2 separate regions of the Homo sapiens genome follow, and region 2 is linked to region 1. Evidence: read pairs that join two places in POLR2A ChIA-PET (ENCODE). Cell type or tissue: PC-9. All regions are shown on one strand. Links, peaks and the distances in the headings refer to the core of each region. The heading gives the core; the rest is flanking DNA.

The links. Peaks named below come from ENCODE experiments on the same cell type or tissue, not always from the same donor. Only the 100,000 strongest peaks of a DNase experiment are listed, where the experiment ranks them.
Region 2: POLR2A ChIA-PET joins it to region 1 with 13 read pairs; 2 of 35 experiments call an interaction of 5 or more read pairs at or near these places.

The regions. Positions count from the first base shown.
Region 1 is chr2:162,837,271-162,840,188 of GRCh38, forward strand. It overlaps KCNH7 (potassium voltage-gated channel subfamily H member 7), which reads right to left and starts at 1,497. Exons shown (of 16, transcript NM_033272.4): 1 at 1,173-1,497. The coding sequence starts at 1,248. In PC-9, for the core only: no CTCF peak of the experiment used is centred there; no DNase peak of the experiment used is centred there; H3K4me3 peaks cover 675 bases; H3K27me3 peaks cover 306 bases.
Region 2 is chr2:162,759,525-162,762,442 of GRCh38, forward strand. All of the region lies in intron 2 of KCNH7 (potassium voltage-gated channel subfamily H member 7), which reads right to left. Among named protein-coding and RNA genes, the nearest start is that of KCNH7-AS1, 8.0 kb to the right of the region's middle. In PC-9, for the core only: no CTCF peak of the experiment used is centred there; no DNase peak of the experiment used is centred there.

The DNA of each region.
Region 1 (2,918 bases), core at 185-2,684:
AAACAAAGGCAACTAGCTTTAGTAATGAAACTACTTCATATTTAATAGCAATTCAACAAGGCAAAGATTCACATTTTCATAATATATATTTCCCAAAAGAAAAATATTTACACACACACAGTAAATATCATGACAACCTTTTTACTTTTACTTTGGGAGATCCTTGAAGTTTTCTGTAGTAGCAGGAATTCTTAATATAAAGAGCTTATTAATTTACATCACAGATTGTATTTACTATTTCCACATAGATTGTGAAGCAGGATATACAAGTTTAGTTTGTACGCAAGGTACCAGATCCTCACATCACTAAATGCAGTGCTGAAATAACCGCAAAATATATGGCATACAAATGTATTAATATAGTTTTAAGAAAAGACCGAAGATAAGTTAACAAATACAGGATTTTAAATTAATATATTTATATAGCAACAATTTATTCCCTATATTTAGTCCACATGAGAACATTAAATTTCTGTGCATTCAGTCTTTGTGGGATTTACTTATTACACTTCAATTTTTAAATTTCTAGATGGAAATTTTAAGGGGATAATAAAAGAATAGAAATATTATTTTGAATAATGAGCCATTTGCATCGGGAACCAGCACAGATGAGATACTGCTTTTCCAAATTACCCTGCTTAGGATATATTTGCATTGATTCAATACAAAATTTAGCTTCTATAAATTAATAGCAAGCAAGCATCCGTGTCATACCACTGCTTTGCAGTTTAACCAAGGTAAAATATAGTTTGCATAGTCATTTACATCGCTACTACCATTTACATTCTCTTGTTCGAATAGTATGGTCTGCTCTGCTTCCGACTTTCAGAAAGTCTACAGTAAAACAGCCTCAAAATATAAACCCATGTTATCCTAGCACGTTCCCTTTAAGATAGTAGAATAGTAGGAAATTAAGTAGCAAGGCAGATAATGGAGCAGTGGTAGAGGAGGATCAAATTGCCTCCTATAATGGAGACCGTAATCTAAAATGTAAATCAAAATTAATATCAGAAGAACACTCCCGCTGCCATTCGAACCTCCTGGCTCGGTTTCACAGCCTCTTAAGTTGACAGAGCCTGGAGTTGCCGGTCTCCCCACCTTGGAAGCGGTGGACGCCAAGTGCACTAACAAGGCAGAAAGCGAGGGCGAGAGAAGAGAACAAACGAACTTACTTTGCCCTTCAAATTTCCGAATGATGGTCCCCAGAAATGTATTTTGTGGTGCCACATGCCCCCTGCGCACAGGCATGTTGGCCCCGGTCTTCCGAGGAGCGCTCCCCCGGAGCTCTGGAGTTCTCCCGGGATCTCTCCTCGGCTAGAGCCCAGGCCAGCGCGCGAGCCGCTCTTTGTGGCAGAGCATCCTCTTTTGAAACCAGAATTCTCTTCCCATTAGCACCACTTCTAGACACCCGCTTTCCCCACCGGAGTCCAATCCATTCCCCTCACCTTCCGGAGGGGGCCTCGCACCGGACTGCCGCGGGTGAGAGGGTTTGGGGGTGGGGAACGGGAAGGAGGCGGGGTGAGGGGAGGTGGCGGGGGAGGGAAAGAGGGAGGGAGCTGTGGGGGTGGGGTGGGAAGGGGGCGGGGAGTCACAAGGGCAATCGATCTGTTTCTCTTCTCCCAAACAGCGCCAATTTCCCAGTGCAAATGGGCTTAACCTGGCGGTTGCCCAGAGCAGTAAGGAATGGCTGAGGGGGGATGGAAGACTTGTGCCGGTTTTGCTGGAAGGAGAGAGAGAAAAGGAGGCTGGGGGTCGGCGGGGTTGACGTTTCTATCCCCGCCCTCTCCCCCTAACACACACACACACACACACACACACACACACACACACACACACACACACACACACGCTCTCTTTATCTTGGTAGCTTGGGCGCCGCCACAGCTCGGATTACTCAAGCGTGCTTTAGCGGAAGCCAGCCAAGAAATCTCCAAAACTCAGTGACAAACAGCTACTCTGGGAAGGTGATCTCTACGGCCACCGGCCACAGGGCTCCGTCCCTGAGCTCCTCACGCCGCAGTAGCTAAAGCACCCTTAGCTGCAAGGAAAACACAGGTGGGAAAACAGTTTCTTAATGAGGAATATTTGTAAGCTCTGTTGGCGCTCAGCAGGTTGAAGATTGACAATGAACCACCTAAGGGTGCAGATTTAGCCTCAGGGTGCAGCTCGGATCCCTGGGTTCAGCGGAGGTGGGTGCCGAAGCCCGAACTGAATTGGCACGCAGGTCCCTGCCCAGCGCTGAGCCGCGCCTCGGGAAAGACTGAAAGCTGCCCGTGCCGCTGAGCATGCCCAGTTTCTGCCTGAGTCCCTGGAGGGTTGCAAGATTGGGGGTTGATTTGGTCTCCAGGTGCCGTAGGCTGCGAGGAAGATGAGACGGCCAAAGATGAGAAGGCCAAAGATTGCGAGCGACTAGTACAAAAGAAGGAAAGAGTTTGAAATAGGTGAGGCTGAGCGCCAGGGGGAAGGAACAAAAGGTGGGTGGGGCTAAGAGTTACCAGCCTTGGCTGTGACCTCCGATGCCACTCATCTCCGGAACACACTAGCCACATTCTGCTCTCCTCCACCATCTCTAAGGAGCCATCTCATATAGGATAGAAAAGGGTTCAAGGGGCGGAATAGAGTCCTCTTCCTTCTCGCTTCTCAAAGGCTGCCAGCGTGGGAATCTCAGGGTATACAGACACTTCTGTTCAAATAGTCCTCCTGGAGACTTAGGAAAATAAATGTGACAAGCTGTGCCAGGAAAGCGTGTTTTTGAAGCTGTTTTTCTAGTTTTTCTTGGTTCTTTTCCCTTCATTTTTGTTATCTTCCCCCCACCCACCCCCTTGAACCTAATAGCCCCTCTCCACGCCCCTTTCTCTAAATGGAATTTGCTAAGATTTCAATCTACTCAAGCAGAACACAGATGAATCTCTCATTTC
Region 2 (2,918 bases), core at 214-2,713, 78 kb before region 1:
GGTCTCTACAACTCAAGAATAGTAAGGGCATGTCACAATAATTGCTCTTAGATCTATCACTGATGTTGATTGGAAATAAGTTGCAAGCTAGGTGTGATTAGATTGAGGACCAAATGAAGGAGAAAGGGAGGGAGGGAAAGAAGGAAGAACATGACAACAGGCAGGCAGGAAGGAAGGAAGGAAAAAAGAAAGAACAGAGGAAGAGAGGAAAGAGTAGAAAAAGAAAAAATATCCAGAGAACAAAAGCTTTTGGAATTTTTAAAATGAGAGAATTTTGAAACAATGTAAATGTCAAAAATTGATAAATAATTACTTTCTAGATGAGAATGTGTATTTGCTTCCACTAATTGTTCTCAACTTCACAAAAATTGCCAAAAATTGCCTTCAGAGTCCCACTTATTAAAACATTCAAAAGATACAAAGTCCTGAAGAATATGTAATAACTTTGCATAGAGTGTGTACTGAAAATGAAAGATAATAACGTCACTTAAGTGGAAAAGCTTTAGTATTTTCACTATGTTAACCAAGTGTACGGTCATGTGGCACATAATTTCTTAATGCTATGAATTTGTGTAGCTTATGATAGCTAGCTAGAATACTTATTTATCTTCAAAAACACTTTGACATAGTTTGAAACGTGACATGTTCAGTGGAAATCTAACGCAGGGGATTCAAACATTTTCTAGTTTAGTAACCACCTTGCATAATTTTCTAAAAAAAGTCTCAAGTAGAAAAACAAAAAACAATACTTTGCTCTGACATACATTGGTTAAACAGGAAATTAGTTGTCACAAACCATCATTCAGAAAATATTTTAAATTAATTTACATTTTTATAAATCTCAATAAACTCCTCCTTGCATTTGAAAAAAATCACCATGTGTGCAAGACATGTTATTTATTCAATCTTCAGACATGCTTATTTCTCCTGTAAATTTAGGGGACCCATGCAATAATTCTGCGTCCCCTTAATGTCTATGCCTTGTAGGTTTTAAGAGAATAATCACTTAGTTACCATTAAAAGTCCAAAATACTATAAATTTTTATTTTGAGTGAAGTAACATTAATGGTCCCCTTCTCATTACTCCTCTAAATAATATCTTCTGAGCCATATACTAGTATTCTTAATGCGATCAAAAGTAGTGAATCACTTGTCTTTAACCTAATTACACCAGAAATGTTTAGTGTTGGTATGCATACAAATAAGCTTGGCTTCAATATTTTATTTCATTGCAGCATCTGCTCTAAAAGGATTTTCCCTCTAAAATATATGCTTTATTGAATACTTAAATATGGTCTTTTGAACAGCACACGTAAGATTTCTCTAGATAATGCATTCTAACAAAACTTCCTTAGAAAGATCCGCACAAGGTATTATTCTTTCACTTATGAACAATACATTATTTACGTGTAGAATAGCAACTAATTACAATTGCTCTATCATTCTAGTTGCTTGGCTGTGATTTCTAAGTTTATGAATGCCTTTTAAAAATGTTCTACCTAAGAGTCAGGTGGATACATTACAGCAAAAATAAGCTTGTTTTTATAATTCTGTAAAAACTAGTAACACAATTCTCTTCTGGTCATATGACACATATTGAATTTTAACACTTTTGCTTCATCTACATTTCCCCCTACATTTATATCCCTGTCTATATCAAGGAATTGATTAGAAAGCTACTCAAGCAAGCTTAAGTGAGGGAGTTCTACTGTAGGCATTGAATAGATTTTTCTGATATCTATGGTGAGTATCTATTGCTTGGTTGGCTTAGCAACATTTCCACCTTTTCCTCTGGAAATATCTTTCTTCTTCTGACTTCAAGCTTGGAGTTTCAACGTCCCTGTGTCCTTACAACCCGAACATATGATGAGATTATCAGAGGCTTTCTCAAGTTGTTCAAGTTGTTTTCAAACTGTAACTAAAGAAAGAGGGTTTCTGTCTGGTGACAGCACTAAGAAAAAATGTTCCCCAAAGTCAAAATATCTGATTCGATTACAGCAACAACATTCACATTTATTAAGTTCAGACATTCTACTAAGCACTTTGAACATTTAACAGCAACTCTATCATTATACACCACATATTACAGGTAAGGAAACTGTAGGTTAGAGTCGATGTCCAAGTCTTAGTGCAACTAAGTCATAGTGCTCTTATCTAAGTCAGGCAGTCTAATTTTAATCTGGCAATGTTTACCTATCACTTTCTAACAGTGGAAAGAAATCTGCCTGAGTGTGAGGTGCATCATACAAAGAGAAGCACAGATGAGGGATTCGATAAGAGTGGATGGTGGTATTTGAGTCTATAGATCCAGCTGCTTCTCAGCTGTGCCAGAACCTCTCCCCTTCCTAGAGTTTGACTGTTAAACATTCCTTTAATTCTGATATTTCCTATTCTCCTAATAAGTCTCAACTTTTTTCTCCCTTAATGTAATTTGAGTTGAGTTGCTGAATCTCCAAAGAAGGGAAAGATAGTAAAGGTGAGTCCCTCAAGAATGGGCAGAGGAATTGAGAAGCCAACATTCAGCGTTGCTCTCTTTGCCTCTCAAGAATACAAAGGCTCCCTTTCTTTCTGCTTCCCTCTCTTTTCTTTAGATCTTATCTTTCTCTCCACTGCTTTTCTCCAACTACTCATTTTATTTTCCCTGACTAGAGATCTCCTTTCCTTTTTCATGGCTTTTTTGTTTGTTTGTTTTTTTTCTACACAATGTACAATTTATTTCAAAGGGATCAAGAAATAACATATATATGTATATATACATATGTGTGTGTGTGTATATATATATACATATAGGCTTTTGTTATAACATCTTGTCAGCAAATAACTTGAGCTAATGAAAGATCTTGTTGGAAGGAAAGAGAGACTAACACTGGGACAGGGAGGGTGAATGAAGGAGATGTGGAGAGAAGAATTATGCTTTT